2 separate regions of the Homo sapiens genome follow, and region 2 is linked to region 1. A link is a loop called in an ENCODE intact Hi-C map of the cell type or tissue named here. Cell type or tissue: ovary. All regions are shown on one strand. Links, peaks and the distances in the headings refer to the core of each region. The heading gives the core; the rest is flanking DNA.

Region 1 (8,332 bases), core at 203-8,202:
ACATCTCTTCTAGGTAGGAGTTTGTCTTTCCTGGCTCCAGGGCCTCAGTTGGCATCACTGTCCAAGCGCTTAAGGAATGTCCTGTTCATCGGCGTAGAAGGGCTCACAACATCACTTCTGATCAGGGAAGCCACTTTGCAGTGAAGGAGATGTGGGAAAGGGTCTGTGTCCCTAGGATCTACTCATTGCGTCTCATTGTTCGGAAGCTGCTGGACTGGCTGGGTGTTGGAGTGGCCTCCCACACGGAGAGCTGAAGCAATGCCCTGTAACTACAGGCCCCGTCATCCCGGATGGCATGGGGACATTGAGTCAGAGGCCTTCATATGGCACTGTGTTCTCAGCAGAAAGCACACATAGGTCTGGGAGCTGAGGGGTGGGAGCAGGGCGGCCCACTCAGCATCACTCCTGGTCACCCCTGTTTGTGTTTTCCATCTCCCCAGTCTTGGCTCTGCAAGGTTAGCGGTTCTGGTTCCAAAGGAGGTGTTTGCTTGCCAGAGGACAGAACTACAAGCTGTAGCTTCCACCAGGGTACTGCAGGCTCCTTTTGGCCCAGCCAGCAAGCCGTAAGAGGAGCCACCCTCTTAGTGGGGGTGGCTGGCCCTGAGCAGCAGGGGGACATGGGGGCTGCTGTCACCTGAGAGCAGGCGGCAGAGAGGAATACATGTGGGACTCAGACACCCGACGTGGGCAGGTGCTTCTTGGCACCCCCTCTTCCGATTATGACCGGAAATGGATCTGAATAGCAACTCTGACCCCAAAAGGGCATGGTTAGCAGGGACTCACAGGGGCTCACAGTCTTCAGGAACATAGGGCTTGGGTCCAGCCACCAGATGCACCTGATGCCAACAGGAGACAGCTGAGCGCCAGGGCAATTTAGAACAGAAAGTAGAGGCGGGGACAAGAGGGACCACTGTGTTCCCAGATGAACGCAGTTGGCTATGGGGCTGTCATTTTTTCCATTAATTTCCCTCTTCTAAATACACAGAGAGAGGGGCCCTGGAAGGGTGGTTTCCCACATGTGTGGAAAAGGGGATCCGGCCAGTGCAAGGGCGGATAATGGCAGACACAGGGTAGAATCAGACCTCCTTAGACAGAGGATGCTCTGCCCAGCAGCTGCGAGGCATGTGGTCAGGGGCAGCCCCCAGCTGCCAGCTCCCCCAGGGTTTGCCTTCCCAGCTCAGCACAGCCAGGGACTGAGCAAGGCAGCAGGACCAAGGTCACTCTCTTATGGGGCGCTCCCCCCAAGTGCTAAGCCCAGCCATCTCAGGCCAGCACGGGGCTGTTCTGCTGGCCAGCCTTCACCCTGCACTCCTGGCTGGGCGGGGAGCCTTTCTCGGATCTGAGTTGTGGATTGCAGCATCCCTGCCCGACCCTTCTCCCCAACGAAGCTTCGCACTGCCAACGCCGTCCGCGAATTTCCACGGCACATCAAAGAGGGCAAAAAATGAGGGGAAGGAGGGCAAAGAACACAGAGACAGTGGGCGGCGGGTCCAGACCCACATCTGTGTAACTGAATTCACTTCATTAGATATAAATGGAGGCCGGGCATGGTGGCTCACACCTGTCATCCCAGCATTTTGGGAGGCTGAGGCGGGCAGATCACCTGAGGTCAGGAGTTCAAGACCAGCCTGGCCAACATGGCAAAACCCCGTCTCTACTAAAAATACAAAATTAGCCAGGCGTGGTGGCAGGGGCACCTGTAATCCCAGATACTCAGGAGGCTAAGACAGGAGAATTGCTTGAACCCAGGAGGCAGAGGTTGCAGTGAGCCCATATTGCACCACTGCACTCCAGCCTGGGTGAGAGTGAGACTCCATCTCAAAATATATATATATAGACAAAATGCTCCAATTAAAAACAAATATTGTAACATTGAGTAAAATATTATATTCGATCGTATGCTACTTATAAGAGACACGCACATAGAAAGTCACAGAAGGGCTGAAGGGGACTGAAATCATACGCCACGAAGATGCTAAATGAGCAGAGCTGATGTGGCACTATTAACTACTGACACCAAAGGAGGCTGCGAGGGAAGAAGAGTTACCAGAGTAAAATACAGACATTTCATCAGCATTAAGAGGGCCAGTCCACCTGGACCATGTAACAGTTCTAAATGTGTGTACACCTAATAAACCTGGTCTTAGAACACAAAGCAAAATCTTACAGATGTAAAAGGAGTGGGAAATTAGGATGTAGACATCTGGGTGAGGGCCATTATCCTGCCTACAACCTATGGGTTAGTTTTCTCAGATGTAAATCATACCACAGCCAGGCATGGTGGCTCATGCCTGTAGTCCCAGCTACTTGGGAGGCTGAGGTGGGAGGATTGCTTGTGCCCAGGAGTCGGAGGCTGCAGTGAGTCGTGATCATGCCACTGCACTCCAGCCTGGGCAACAGAGCGAGACCCTGACCCTAAAAATAAGTAAATGATAAATAAATAAAATCATACCACAGTAAAATTGATCTTCTCTTTTTCAAAGTGACCGAAATCCTCTTGGAAATGTAGAAACACTCCTTGATAATCTTTGCCATGAAATGAAAGCTACCAACTCTCTCGGAAGCATTAAGAAGAAGCACACTTCTTCACAAAGTAGACAGCACACGGCAGAGTGGGGGCCAGAAGACGTGGCTCACCTCAATGCCTGCCTTGTTCTAGAATTTTTTTTTTTTTTTGAGTAACAGCTCTTCATTTTAAGAAACTGGAAAAAGAACAACAAAATATACCAAAAGAAACTCAGAAAAAAGATAAGATACAAAGATAAAAAGCTGCAAATGTGGAAAGAATAAAGTGAGACATTATAGAACAGCTTTGAAAGCTGCATACAGGTATTTAAGGCTGTATGCACCCTGATGCACAGCAGCGTTATTCATCGGGCAAAAAAAACCCATCAAACCATGAAACAAAAACACCCACCGCCTGGGGAGCACTGGATGCCGCGGAGTTTTATGCAGCTTTTAAAAAGAATGATTTGAACGTCTGGTTAAGGTGGCGCTGTGCATTCACACTTCGGCCCTTCGTCTCCACAGACAAGATAAACACAGCACATTCGACATGGCCCGGAGGAATGATCCATGGCCTCGACAAAGAGAAAACTAAGAAGACATTGCTGGGCTCAGAAGGAAAGTAAACATCTCCCAGGACCAGATGTGGAGTAGATGGGAGTTGGAGAGAAGCTGAAGCCCAGGCCCAGCACCAGGCTGGGGGCCCAGGTGCTACGGAGGTCCCAGCCATTAACAGAGCTTCGTGCAGGTGGGCAGCTGGAGCCAGGGGGGCTCACTCTCTTGTGAAACAGGCAGAAAAACAGGCCAAACTCTGCTGGGGGCTGCAGCCTTTAGGGAGCAGCTGGTCTCCCGAGGCAAAAGGACACACACGTTGTGGAGGCCAGGAACTGGACCAGCCTGTCGGGGGCTTGGTAACTCCATCCAGAACATCCTCAGGGTCTCCACAAGGCAGACACAGCACAGTACCACAGGAGATGGCTGGGACAAAGAACCAGGAGCTGGAGGGGTGAGGCGGTAGGGGGGCAGCAATCCTGAAACAATGAGAACAGGGAAGAGAAAGAAAAGTCATACCAGCTCGGAAGAGCTTGCAAACCGATGTTCCAAAACACGCCCAGAATTCTAATGTTCACAAAGTTATCCAGTCAATAATTAGAATCCACTGCAGATGAAATTAATTTTGTAGAATAGTCTGATAAAGACTAAAATAAATGTGCTTGGAAGGCTCAAGGAGAGAAATGAAGAAACCTAGAACTGAAGATACGGTTCCCCAAACAGGAAGGAAGGAAAGAAGGAAGGAAGGAAGGAAAGAAGGAAGGAAGGAAAGAAGGAAGGAAAGAAGGAAGGAAGGAAAGAAGGAAGGAAGGAAAGAAGGAAGGAAGGAAGGAAAGAAGGAAGGAAGGAAGGAAAGAAGGAAGGAAGGAAAGAAGGAAGGAAGTAAGGAAAGAAGGAAGGAAAGAAAGGAAGGAAAGGAAGGAAGGAAGGAAAGAAGGAAGGAAGGAAAGAAGGAAGGAAAGAAGGAAGGAAGGAAAGAAGGAAGGAAAGAAGGAAGGAAAACAAAAAGCTTAAAAAGAACCAATTAGAAATCTTGAAAATAAAAAATGGTCACTGAAATAAAAAACGCGCCTCAATAGACAGGCTAAACTCTAGACTAGACATAGGTGGAGAGCTGATGAATTGGAAGCCAGTGCTGAGAAATTCAGCCAGAACCCTGCATAAAGAGAAAAAAGTTCTGAGAGGAGGGAAGGGCTGCTACGCAGTCTGAGGAGAGATCCAGAAGACCATGGAGAAGCAGTATTTGAAAAAATATTAGCCCTGAATTTTGCAGAATTAGGGAAAGGCATGACTCCTCAGCTTGAAGCTGGGGTTTGAATACAAAGTAGGATAAAGGATAGTCTCAACCCTTGCCCAGTTGTCACTGGATATCAGAGACAAAATGCCATTTTCCAGAAAGTGTGTAAAACGTGGTCTCATTAAAGAAAGAACAAGTGAGCACAGGGCACATCCTCCGGAAGATTCTATGATGGTGTGAGCCTGGGGTGAGCACAGAACACACGGCAGGTGGTTCGTCTGGGTTCCTAGGGGAGGACGGCAGGGCTGGAGGGGACCCAAAACAAAGCCCAGAAGCCGCCCAACCATGTGAAATCATGAAATGTGGTAACTACTTAAAAATGTGGGCCAGGCGCAGTGGCTCACACCTGTAATCCCAGCACTTTGGAAGGCCAGGGTGGGCAGATCATGAGGTTAGGAGTTCGAGACCAACCTGGCCAATATGGTGAAACACCATCTCTACTAAAAATACAAAAATTAGCCAGGTGTAGTGGCAGGTGCCTGTAATCCCAGCTACTCGGGGAGGCTGAGGCAGCAGAATTGCTTGAACCTGGGAGGCAGAGGTTGCAGTGAGCTGAGATTGCGCCATTGCACCCCAGCCTGGGTGACAGAGCGAGATTCTGTCTCAAAAAAAAAAAAAAAAAAGTGTAGTTACAGCTGGGCATGGTGGCTCATGCCTGTAATCTCAGCACTTTGTGAAGCTGAGGCGGGTGGATCACTTGAGGTCAGGAGTTCAAGACCAGCCTGGCCAACATGGCAAAACTCCATCGCTACTAAAAATACAAGCATTAGCCAGGTGGGGTGGTATTAGCCTGTAGTCCCAGCTACTCATGAGGCTGAAGCAGGAGAATCGCTTGAACCCAGGAGGTGAAGGTTGCAGTGAGCCAAGATTAGACCGCTGCACTTCAGCCTGGGCCACAGAGCAAGACTCTGTCTCAAAACAAACAAACAAAAAAACAAAGTGTAGTTACTGAAACATCAAGTATCGGCATACTTTCTTTAGCATCTCTTGCAGTGAAAATCAGCTGGAAAAGAATTCTCCCAGCTTTTGTTTACCTGAAAAGGTCTTTCTTTGGCTTTCATTTTTGTAGAACAGTTTCACTGGAAATAATCATGATGACAGCTTTCATTTTCTTCCGGCACTTTGCATATGTTGTTTCATTTTCCTCCAGGCACATATTGTTGTTCCCCTGTATATAATGTATTGTTTTTATTCTCTTGCAGTTTTCAAGCTTCTCTGTTTGTCGTTGGGTTTTAGTAGCTTGTCTACGATGTGTCGAGGTTTTTGTCTGTTTGCTTTATCTGACTTGAGGTTCACTGAGCTTCCCGAATCTTCAAGTTAATGTTTTTAATCAAATCTGGGAAATTTTAAGCCATTATTTCATCAAATATATGTATTTTTCCTTTCTTTTCTTCTCTCCTCTCCTTCTGGGATTCCAATTACATGCATGTTGGACTGCTTGATACAGTCTTGTGGGTCTCTCAGGATATATTTCTTTTTCTTGGTAAAAAATGAAGTCTTTTTTCTCTATGTTCTTTGCATTAAATACATTTTATTGACCTATCTTCAAGGTCATGGATTTTTTCTCCTACTGTCTCCAATAAGCTATTGAGCCTATCCAGTGAAATTTTTATTTCTGTTGTTTTAATTTTCAGCTTGAAGAATTTCCATTTGATTCTTTTTTGTAGCTTCCATTTCTTTGTTGAGGTTCCCCTCTGTTTATTCATTAAGACTATATTTTACTTTAATTATCTGATCATATTTAAAATAGCAGCTTTGAAGTCTTTGTCTATGAAATCTAACCTTTGGGTCCATTCAGAATCCACTTCTATTCACTGTCTTTTTCCTAAATATGGATCATACATTCTTGTTTCTTTGTATGTCTAGTTATTTTTTGTTGGTAACTGGACATTGTAGGTAGTATTTTGTAGCAACTTTGGATTCTGTTATGTTCTTCTGAAGATTGTTGGGTTTTGTTCCAGTAGGCAGTTAACTTGCTTGATCTGAAACTGTAGAGTCTGCCTCCTCCACAGTGTGTAGTGGCTGATGTCTCTGCTCAGCTTTTCAACTTCCAGCTGTAGTCTTTGTAGCCAACCCTTTGCACCCGTATGCTCAATATTTAGCCAAGGATTTGAGCAGAGTTTATGTTCAGATTTGGCAGCTCACCCTCTCTGTAGTTCCCTTGCTTTGGGGGTTCACCCTTAATTTTCCAGCTGCTCAGCCAGCCCTACACTTTGTCTTCTGACACCTCAAACCAATAAGGATTCAACTTTCTGCCATGCATGCTGTGCATGATTTGGGGAATACATGCACTCAAAGGAGCAGAAAACTCACGAATATCACCTAGTCCTCTTATATCTTTCAGGGTAGACTCCTCTCTCATATCTCCCTCATTTTTCACCAAGCTTCCTCAAGTCTCTGATACGTGTTTGTAGTTTGATGGCCATCCAAGGATTGGGGCAGAGTTTAGACTCAGATTTGGGTCTCACCCCTTCTACAGCTCTCTTGTTTCAGGATTTCTTCCCTACATTTCCAGCTCCTCTGCCAGCCTTGTCCTCTGTATTCTCCCACCTTGAGCTTGGAAGACTGTGGCGCCATGGCCATGACTGTGGGGTTAGGAGCGTGCTGAGGCAAAGGGCTGGCCTTTAATTGCCTGCATCAGGTCATCATTGGCTGTGATTTCCGTCAGCTGAGGGCACTTCTGTATTGAGGGGAAAGCAGTGAGAGGTTAACAGCCAATGTTCACAGCAGCTGGGGGCTAGGGTGTACTAGGCTGGTCTAGGAGATTTGGGCAGGTACCAGTGGTAGTGAGAAAGAGTCCGTTCCAACTCTGCTTTGGAGATAAGTTGGGGCCAATTGCCCTGAAATTAGATTCCTCCAAAGAATCTCTGCTATGTGCCCCACTCGTGACCCTCCTTTCTGCTTGCCTCCTGACATATTCTTTGTTTTTTTTTTTCTGGAGACAAAGTCTTGCTTTGTCACCTAGGTTGGAGTGCCGTGGCCCCATCTTGGCTCACTTCAGCCCCTGCCTCCTGAATTCAAGCAATTCTCATGCCTCAGCCTTCCAAGTAGCTGGGATTACAGGCACACACCACCATGCCCGGCTAATTTTTGTATTTTTAGTAGAGATGGGGTTTCACCATGTTGGCCAGGCTGGTCCCTAACTCCTGACCTCAAGTGATCCATGCACCTTGGCCTCCCAAATTGCTGAGATTATAGGTATGAGCCAACACGCCCGGCCCTCCTGACATGTTCTTTTTAAACCAAGAGGGAAACTGAAGTTTTCTCTCTGAGAACCCACACCTCTGCTTCTGGGTCCCTGGGGCTGAGGGATCACTATGAAAAGCTTTATTTCAGGGGATCTGACTTCTCAGCCCCATCAGTCCCATGAACTTTTGCCAACGTCCTTTCTCAGGAATGAAATTAAGCACCCAGGTTTTGTTTCACATAATTCAGCCAGACCCTGCCCCTGCCCCCAAGGGCTTCCTCTGCTCCTGGATGGAGAGAAGATACACAGAGAAAGCACCCAGATGAGTGGCTTCCTTGATGGGGATTTAAAATATTTTATTTTCATAGAATTTCTAGTGCCATAAAAAGGTATATATTTGATTGTTTTGCTTTAATTAATTTATTTATTTATTTTTGAGACAGTCTCACACTGTCGCCCAGGCTGGAGTACAGTGGTGCGATCTCGGCTCACTACAACCTCTGCCTCCCAGGTTCAAGTGATTCTCCTGCCTCAGCCTCCTGAGTAGCTGGGTTACAGGTGCACACCACCACGCCTGGCTAATTTTGTGTTTTCAGTAGAGATGGGGTTTCACCGTGTTGGCCCGGCTGGTCTTGAACTCCTGACCTCAAGTGATCCACCCCCCTCGGCCTCCCAAAGTGCTGGGATTACAGGTGTGACCCACCGTGCTCAGCTTTTGCTTCCTTTTAAAAAGCATTTTGGATTTTAGGGTCTTTCTTTTTCTATCGTGGTATTTCTCCAGTGGAGCCCCC
Region 2 (8,332 bases), core at 278-8,277, 68 kb after region 1:
TCCTCCAGGATCATCTGCTCTGCCAGGCACTTGGAGCAGTGTTCTTTCTCGGCCTCTTCTCCCTGAGCAAGCAGGCAGGCGCATGTGGCCTCCACCACCTCCCAGGAGATGCATGAGGAAGGCCGCCTGTCAGAAACAGAGCAGTTAAAGGCCGCTCAACAGTGCACCATTTCTACCTACAGTACTATTTATATTCAACAGAACATTGCTTGTCCATGCTATTTTAAAGAACATCATCCACTAAAATCTAACGTTGTCTTCCTCATACTGGAAACTATTAGGCTGGGCACAGTGGTCTGTAATCCCAGCACCTTGGGAGGCCAAGGCAGGAGGATGGTCTGAAGCCAGGAGTTTGAGACCAGCCTGGGCAACAAAGTGAGACCCTTTTTTTTTTTTTGATACTGAGTCCTGCTCTGTTGCCAGGCTGGAGTGCAATGGCACGATCTCGGCTCACTGCAACCTCCAACTCCCTGGTTCAAGTGATTCTCCTGCCTCAGCCTCCTGAGTAGCTGGGATCACAGGCATGCACCACCACACCTGGCTAATTTTTGTATTTTTAGTAGAGACAGGGTTTTGCCATGTTGGCCAGGATGGTCTCGATCTCCTGACCTCATGATCTGCCCTCCTCGGCCTCTCAAAGTGTTAGGATTACAGGCGTGAGCCACCACACCCGGCGGAGACCCTGTCTTAAAAAAAAAAAAAAAGAAAGAAAAGAAAAGAAAGAAAGGATTAACTGGTTTTAGAAGAATAACACAGAGGACAAGTAAATCTGTCCGTTTTTGACATGCCTCTCATGGCGGGTTTGAAATTTCCTCAAAATTAGATTCACTGACGAACCCAGAGGATCCCGGGCTACAGTGTCAAGCACGTGGGCCAGGCAGGAAATTGCAGAAGCAGGACTCTTGGCTGAGGCAGGGCACGGGGACAAGCCGAGCAGCTTTGCTCTGAGTCCTGTCCACGCTGGGTGTCTGCCTGTCCTCCCCGCAGGCCCACGTGCAGCCAGAGAAGGCCAAGGTTCTGAGGACTCGCCTGTCAAACCTTGGGGTCCTGCTGTCAGGACAGCCTTCCCCATCAATGCCGCTTGGAGCTGTGAAAGAGGTTCTGGAAGACAAGTTGAACCGCATCACATAGCGCCAGCTATTCTCCCCACTGAGCTCAGGGGGCAACTGTGGCTTAGCTAGATAGCAACCCAGGTGGCGCTAAGTCGAAAAATTTTCAGGAAAGCTTTATAAAACATTAAAAAGTGTTGGATTATAAAAATAAAGCAAAATGTTGGATTAAAGTCTCTCTATAAAGACAATACACGATGACTTTGGTTGAAGAAGAAAAGATAGGGCTGCCCTTGGGAAAAGAAGGGCTGCTAACACTGCAAGACGAGGCTCCAATGTACAGGCCCCCACCGGACTCCACAGAACACACATCCTGCTGCAGGCGATGACATTTTCACACATCACTTCACAGACAATGCAGCCAGGTTTTGGTAAATTTTTACTGATAAAGACCTCTGTGGGTCAGCTGGGTGCGGTGGCTTACGCCTGTAATCTCAGCAGTTTGGGACTCAGAGGTGGATGAATCACAGTTCAGGAGTTCGAGACCAATATGGCGAGACCCCATCTCTACAAAAAGTAGAAAAATCAGCCGGATGTGGTGGTGCGTGCCTGTAGTCCCAGCTACTCAGGAGGCTGAGGTGGGAGGATCACCTGAACCTGGGGAGGTTGAGGCTGCGTGAGCTGTGATCGCACCACTGCACTCCAGCCTGAGCAACTGAGTGAAAGCCCTGGTCTCAAAAAAAAGACCCCTGTAGGTCACAATCATGAGTATTTCTGATATCTCTCTAACCAAATAAGCATGAATTTGGCTTTGCAAAATATTAATTAATGACATCTGGTAGTTTATCATGATATGACCATTACATTGAACTCGAAGTTTTTTTTAAACAAATGAATGGAATCTAATAGATAGTAAAACTATGACTCAACTTTGAGAACTACTAGGATTACAATGTGGCTTCAAAACTGATAAATGCAAAATTATCCAACTAATCCGGATCCACAACTGCTTAGTAAGGAAAACAATCTGGACCAAGTACAGCTCTTTGCTGCCACTTCCCACGATAAAGGATAGGGAGGTACGCACTGTCTTTGCTGCGCTGGGTCGTTGTGGCTCTATATTAACGCAAAGGCAGTGTCAGAACTCTGCTAGCCCTGCTGGTGATCCTGGCAGCAGGGCTCTTTTGTCTGGTACAAAACGGGAGTAACTCAGACAGTGAGGATGAGAAGACAAAGAGGACAAAACAGGTTTCTGCAGCGGGGCCTCTAAGGAAACACAGTGGCCACCCAGGATTAGCCCATGGAGGGAGGAACGACTTCCCTCTGCCCCCAAACACACGCCCGCCCCTGCAGGCTCACACATTCTTTCCAGTGTATAAATTGTCGTTAATTCTCCTCTCAAATTAACCTCTGTTCCCTCTATTAGCAGAGGTTAGTTCAAAGTACCTACCTATCGTGACTGAATCTTGGAAGTCCTGAAAATTTCGTTGGTGGCAGGTAATGGCTGCCTTCCAAACCTCCAGTCTGCATGTAGTTTGGCATGCTCATTAGTGTCTTTCGTTCTGGGCTTTCTTCATAATTTTTGCAACCAATGCATTTGCAAATAGAAGAACACATAATTTGGGCCTGGTAATATAAAATGCTTCAATAAAATTAGGTTGTCTCACAAGTCATCAAAAACTGACAAATTCTATTTGGACCTTAAATAATTCTTCGCGTATATTTGCCCATGACAGAGAGTGTGTGTGTGTCTGTGTGTGTTGAGTGTGAATGTGTGGGTGAGAGCGTGTGTTGAACGTGAGTGTGTGTATGAGTGTGTGTGGGGTGTGTGTGTGTTGAGTGTGAATGTGTAAGAGTGTGTGTGTGTTGAGCGTGTATATGAGTGTGTGTGGGGTGTGTGTGTGTCGAGTGTGCGTGTGTGTGCATGAGTGTATGTGGGGTTTGGGTATGTGTGTGTATATGTGTGAGTGAATGTGAATGTGTGTGTGACTGTGTGTGTTTGAATGTGTGCGTTTGAGAGTGTGTGTGTGTGTGTGACCTGCAGTTTTCATCAAGTGCTGCTGTTGTGGAGATGCCATAGTCCTGCTGCTGACAGAGTGGAGGCCGAGTGTATGGGTGTGAGTCCCAAGCAGAGAGAGGGTGTTGCTCTCCCTTCTCTACCCGGGAGCCAGCAGGCTGCTTCTTTGACTTGTTTTGAAGAAAGCCTGCCTTAGCTGATTATAAAACTCTAGCTTATGGTTCTCTTTCAGCATGTGAGGCTATTATGCTGGTTCTATGGGTGCAGAGAATGTACAAGAGAGTAGAATTCGAAATCTGCCTGAGAGCAGGCCTGTGGCTGGGAGCTGTCAGGGGAGACCTCTCCTGCTGCCTTGTGGGTGGATTTTGTTTCAAGCTTTTCCTGGCAATGTGATGCTGAGGGGGCCGGCATGTCCCATCTGTACCCAGCAAGCCCCCTCTTGCCCCCTCATGCCAAATTCTTGCTCATGTGGGCCCCAGGGGCTGACCAAGAGCTGGCACTGCCAATCACTATGGTTTTTGGCTTTCTCTTTCCTTCAGCCCCCCGGGGATTTCCCTCTGTTCTTTCCAGCTGAGAGATGCATCTTCAGGGGGATGCGTTCTGTTTCATCTGCACCTCTGGGTGTTTTGAAGCAGGAGGCTTTATAGAGTTTCTAGTCTACACGAATGCCAGAGACTAAAGGGCAGTGCTATCCCTTTCCTCTGAGCCTGCACATTCTGTGGGCTGTGCCCAGCATAGGCTCTGCCTTGGGGAAGTGGGCTGAGCCACAGTTCCATGGCAGCCAGTGAAGGTGTTTTGCAGGACAGAGGAGCTGCTGTGGGTGCGATTGGAAGTGGTTCCTCGGGGGTGATGTCAGTCCCATTTCAACTGTGCATCTCTGTCGTGTTTTGACTGTGTTTTCCACATCCGAGCTGGGGAGTGTGGGGTCCACCTTCCCAGGTCTTTCAGTGCATGTCTCCAGAATCAGGTGGACTGTTCTCAAGCCCAACCCTCTGTGACAGACAGCCTTTGAAAAGTATAATTCACAGGAACCCCCAAAAGACCTCAAGCAAACCAAAACAGAGGTTTGTAAGGAAGGTTTGCTCGGCTGTTCCCCTGATAGGGCCTAAGGGTTCCCTCACTTTCTCTTTCCTCCTTTCCCTCAACACAAAGGAAAAGAGAAATAGCAAAGAGAGGTGAAACTGCGACAGCACTGAAGGGGAAAGTGGGTCCTCATTAATCTTTGGGAAAAGAAAAAGCTTTTGTCCAGGCCGTGATCTGCAGCTTGCTTTGTTAGCCTCTCTCCATTGGCTTAGGCTGGCTGTCCATTCTGGTCTCTGATGGGGCTGTGAGCCAGGGAGGAGCTACCCTTGGTCAAAGCACCAGGTGAATGGATGTCTGGGGACAAGCGCCACAGGGACTTGGAACTGACTGAGACTTTGAGGCCAAACTGTCCCCCACGGCCCCACCTAGAGCACCTGGGCTTTGCTCAGGGAGGAAGAGGCGCGGCTGCCCTCCGGGAGCTTCCACCCTGTTGGAGGACCAGCGTGGATCAGTGGCCACAGAGGGACAAAGCCACGCAGAGGGCACCCTCACTGGGTACTCAGGGCTGGGCTCAGGGGAAGCAACATGCTCCAAAAGGAGCCCTCAGCAAATTGACCCGGTTCACAAAGCTCAGCTGTATTTGGGAAATTAATTCAGATTGATGTAAGTGTCCTTCTAGAAACTCTGGAAGAAAAAAATAATTATATTTATCTTTTTAAATTACAGCAAAGTTTTTTTAACCACAAAAGTTACTCAACATATTTACCTGTGTTTTTTGTTAGTGAGTTAGGGAGCTGGGCACTAACCTCATAGCACTCGCAGTAATTCTTCAGGCAGCCTGACCTCCTGCAGTTGCACCCTTTGTTGTGCTGGGGCTTGACATTGCCCAATTGGCCCTTCCCAATTTTTGGCTGGAAAGCTTCTGGATTTCTACCAAGACATGCCTAGGGTAGAATGGGAAGCTCCATCAGGATGGATTTTATCATTTAAAACTCAGCTCAATGAAGGGCATCTCATTTGAATCTGATTGTTGTAAAAGATGCCACAATAAACAGAGTCTCTTGACATGGTTCAGAAGGTGCAGCCCCTTCTTGTTTGATTTCCATTTGTTTCCATACACAAAAAGATATATTGTAGCTAAGGTTTCTTCATGTTTTGTTTTCTGAGTTTCCAAGTCTTACATATTTACTGTAAAAAAATAATAGATGGTAAAGATGCAAAGAAAATCATTATTTCCGTGTGGACACATTTCCATCCAGCATTTCTGGGGCCCTCTTTCCTAAGATGGTTGAGACCGTGGACCATACTAGCAGCTCACACTGCCTGATCACAACTCAACACACCATGTGCCAGGCTTCTTTCCATGGGATTTATATATACATGCCCTCTCATTTAATCCTCAGCAACTAACGTATGATTGTTTTATACCCGGAGAAACCCAGGCACCGAGAGGTTAAATAACTGCTGGTAAGTGGCGAGATCCTGATTCAAAGTCCCTGTGCTGACTTCAAAGCAGGTCTCAACCGCTGGGCCATGCCTTTCCCAAGCAATACACACGATATGTTATCCAGGTCTATTTGTTGTCCCTTTTTAATCTATCTATACACACAAATACATACATATCTTTACATACAAAACAATTCAACGCTCTTTGTAAAAATTCAAATACAGAGGTCACAGTGGAAGTCTGTGGCCTCCGTTCCGCTTCCTGGGGTTGACATTTGGAATCGGTGCTGTCCAGCAGCACGGCCCCTAGCACAGGGCCATCGCTACAGAATGTGCTGCTGGACAGCCCCAGCCTGCGGTGCGCGGCTTTAGGCATTTTCACGGATCACTGAAGTGTGACAGGCAGTGGAGGCACACATCTGCAGCTGTGGCATGATGATCTTGTGCATGTGTGCACACCTGTGTACCTGTGCACACCTGTGTACCTGCTACCAAGGTCAAGTTAGAGGACAGGCGGCCCCACAGGTTGCCTTGTGACTCCTCCTCAGCGGTGCACCCCCGCGGGGAATGCTCTTCAGACATAGAGGGCTTTAGGTTTGCCTATGCTGGTGCCTCAGGTAAGTGGAATCCCACAGCTTGTACTCCCGTGTCGGCTGCCTCCCTCAGATAACAACTAGGAGGTCCGTCCGCACTGCTGCGCTTAGCTGTAGCTCCTGCTTTTCATCAATGCATCAATTCATCCATTCTACCACGGATGGACATTTGGGCTGTTTCCAGTGCCTGGCTACTCTGAATGAAGCTGCTGTGAACATTCCCGTACAAATCTCCCAGTGGACATTGGCGCTTGCTTCTATTGGCTATATTTGTAGGAAGGAAATGGCTGGATCATAGCATACACAAAGGTTTAGTTTTGGTAGCTATTGTCAAACAGTTTCCCGAAGTGGTTGTGCCCCTTTATATGCCTATCAGCAATGTATGAAAATTCCAACCCTTTTTGTTTTTACAGTTTTAACTGTAGATAGTATTCTTTATCCCTAAATAAAATGTACTAAAGTTTACATGCGTGACAATTTTCTTCTGTCCTATGGCTCTGGCTATATCAAAATTGGTTAGATATTTCAAGTCATTTATCCATAATTCAAGAGGAGAATTAAATTATTTTAGAAAACAATGCAGAGAGCAGCCACACCCTTATAATTGTGTTCTATTTGCACAGGACATTCTCAGGTCTACAGTCAATGGCTCTCAATTTCCCTTCGTGAATGAGTGGGCACCGGAAGTGTCTCCCTGGAGTAGGTTGACAGCCTTGAGCCTAACTGTCCCTCCTTTATCCCTGATTATCTTTTGTGCCTAAAGAAAGGGATAAAAGCTGCAAGCTCCTGTGTTTAGCCTTCAGCAGAGTGGCCATCGGGGGCATCAAAGTAACCTTTTGCGTCTCTGGGAAAACCTAGATTCTTCTCTTTTTCTGGAAGCTGAGGGGTGAAATTTAAATTGTTAAATTTTACAATTGAAAATGTAGGCTGCCTGATCACTTTCCCCTAGCCTTCTCACGCAGTGGACTGTCTACACCTTTGCGGCTACACTGCTCCAGCTCATGCTTATCTGCTATGTAAGATGACCCCAAATGTCTAAACTCCAAGATAAAGTGGACATTCGCATGTTCTTGAATCAGAACCTTCCTAGACTGCTGCATCTCTGAAGCCTTCCCACATAATAAAAGGGAAAAGGCCTTTCTCTGCCTACCACTTTTACAACAGCCGCTTGTCGTGGTTCAATACCCCCACCGGCAGGAATCAAGTTGTATTCAATGTAAATTCTTCAAAACTGTGGGTTTTTTCCAATGAGGAATCTCTGAAGGTGATTTTATGAACATCTCAAACAGTTTGAAATGCTTTTAAAATGCATACATTTAATGGACATTTATTACCTTAATGGCTTTAAACCGTTCAATATCATGATGCAAGTTGTTGCAACAATTATTACAATTGCAGTTGTTGCAAAAGTCCCCACTGGCAAAGCAGTCACAGTACCTGTGAAGGAAAGGACAGAGTGAGTGGCAGGCACAGACGGCACAGTGAGTAGTGAAAAGAAGAGCACACACGTGTAAGGAAAGAGCGGGCAGTGTGCTGCAGTCAGAACACTGAACACTTTCATAGACGGCTCAGACTCCTTTTATATGAGAACTAGATCAACTAGGATAATGCTCACCAGTGACTAACACAGAAGGGAGTAAAACTAGTTAAAACCATTTGTTTCATAATATAGGATTTTGCAAAGCAAAACAATTTCCTGTCAAATCCATTGCATCAATCAATCCTCCCTGGCCCCTAATTGCCCTCCGCCATTTTCCCAGGAGCGCAATAAGTTTGGTGGGCAGAAACATCAAGTAATGAAGAGCTGTCCCCATCAACTTCCCCAGTCCATCCAACATGACTGAAGGTGTGTTCACTTCTTCACCAGACCTTGACTTTGAGTGAAAACTAATGGGACCCAGAGGTGGAACCTGGCCTAGGCCTTAACTCGCTTTCATTCTGTGAGGGGGAAGTGAATGGCAGAGGAAAGGAATGGATGAGGCGGCTGCAGTCACACCTCTTGGTTGTAATGCGAGGGTTGTTCGAGAATCCTGAGTCTAGTGAGGCCCTTGGAGTGGACACCACCATGCCCTGTGACTCCTGGGGCCACACAGGTGGGTGGCAGTGCTGTGGATTGGCTCTGAGGGCTTCCTGGGAGAGCCGCCAGTGCTGGCAGCCAGTCTCCCTCCCAAGGTCTTGTAAGACGCCTGCTCCTGCATTGTAAG

The links. Hi-C counts contacts between places; a loop is a spot of excess contacts. Peaks named below come from ENCODE experiments on the same cell type or tissue, not always from the same donor. Only the 100,000 strongest peaks of a DNase experiment are listed, where the experiment ranks them.
Region 2: it touches region 1 in a loop (2.7-fold over the local background); 3 of 110 quality-filtered maps call a loop at or near these places.

The regions. Positions count from the first base shown.
Region 1 is chr11:68,640,772-68,649,103 of GRCh38, forward strand. No RefSeq gene overlaps it. Among named protein-coding and RNA genes, the nearest start is that of GAL, 40 kb to the right of the region's middle. In ovary, for the core only: no CTCF peak of the experiment used is centred there; no DNase peak of the experiment used is centred there.
Region 2 is chr11:68,708,375-68,716,706 of GRCh38, forward strand. It overlaps TESMIN (testis expressed metallothionein like protein), which reads right to left. Exons shown (of 10, transcript NM_004923.3): 7 at 7,463-7,565; 8 at 4,896-5,033; 9 at 2,500-2,675; 10 at 1-126. Among named protein-coding and RNA genes, the nearest start is that of GAL, 28 kb to the left of the region's middle. RefSeq lists an enhancer at 3,916-4,416. In ovary, for the core only: no CTCF peak of the experiment used is centred there; a DNase peak (open chromatin) is centred at 4,530.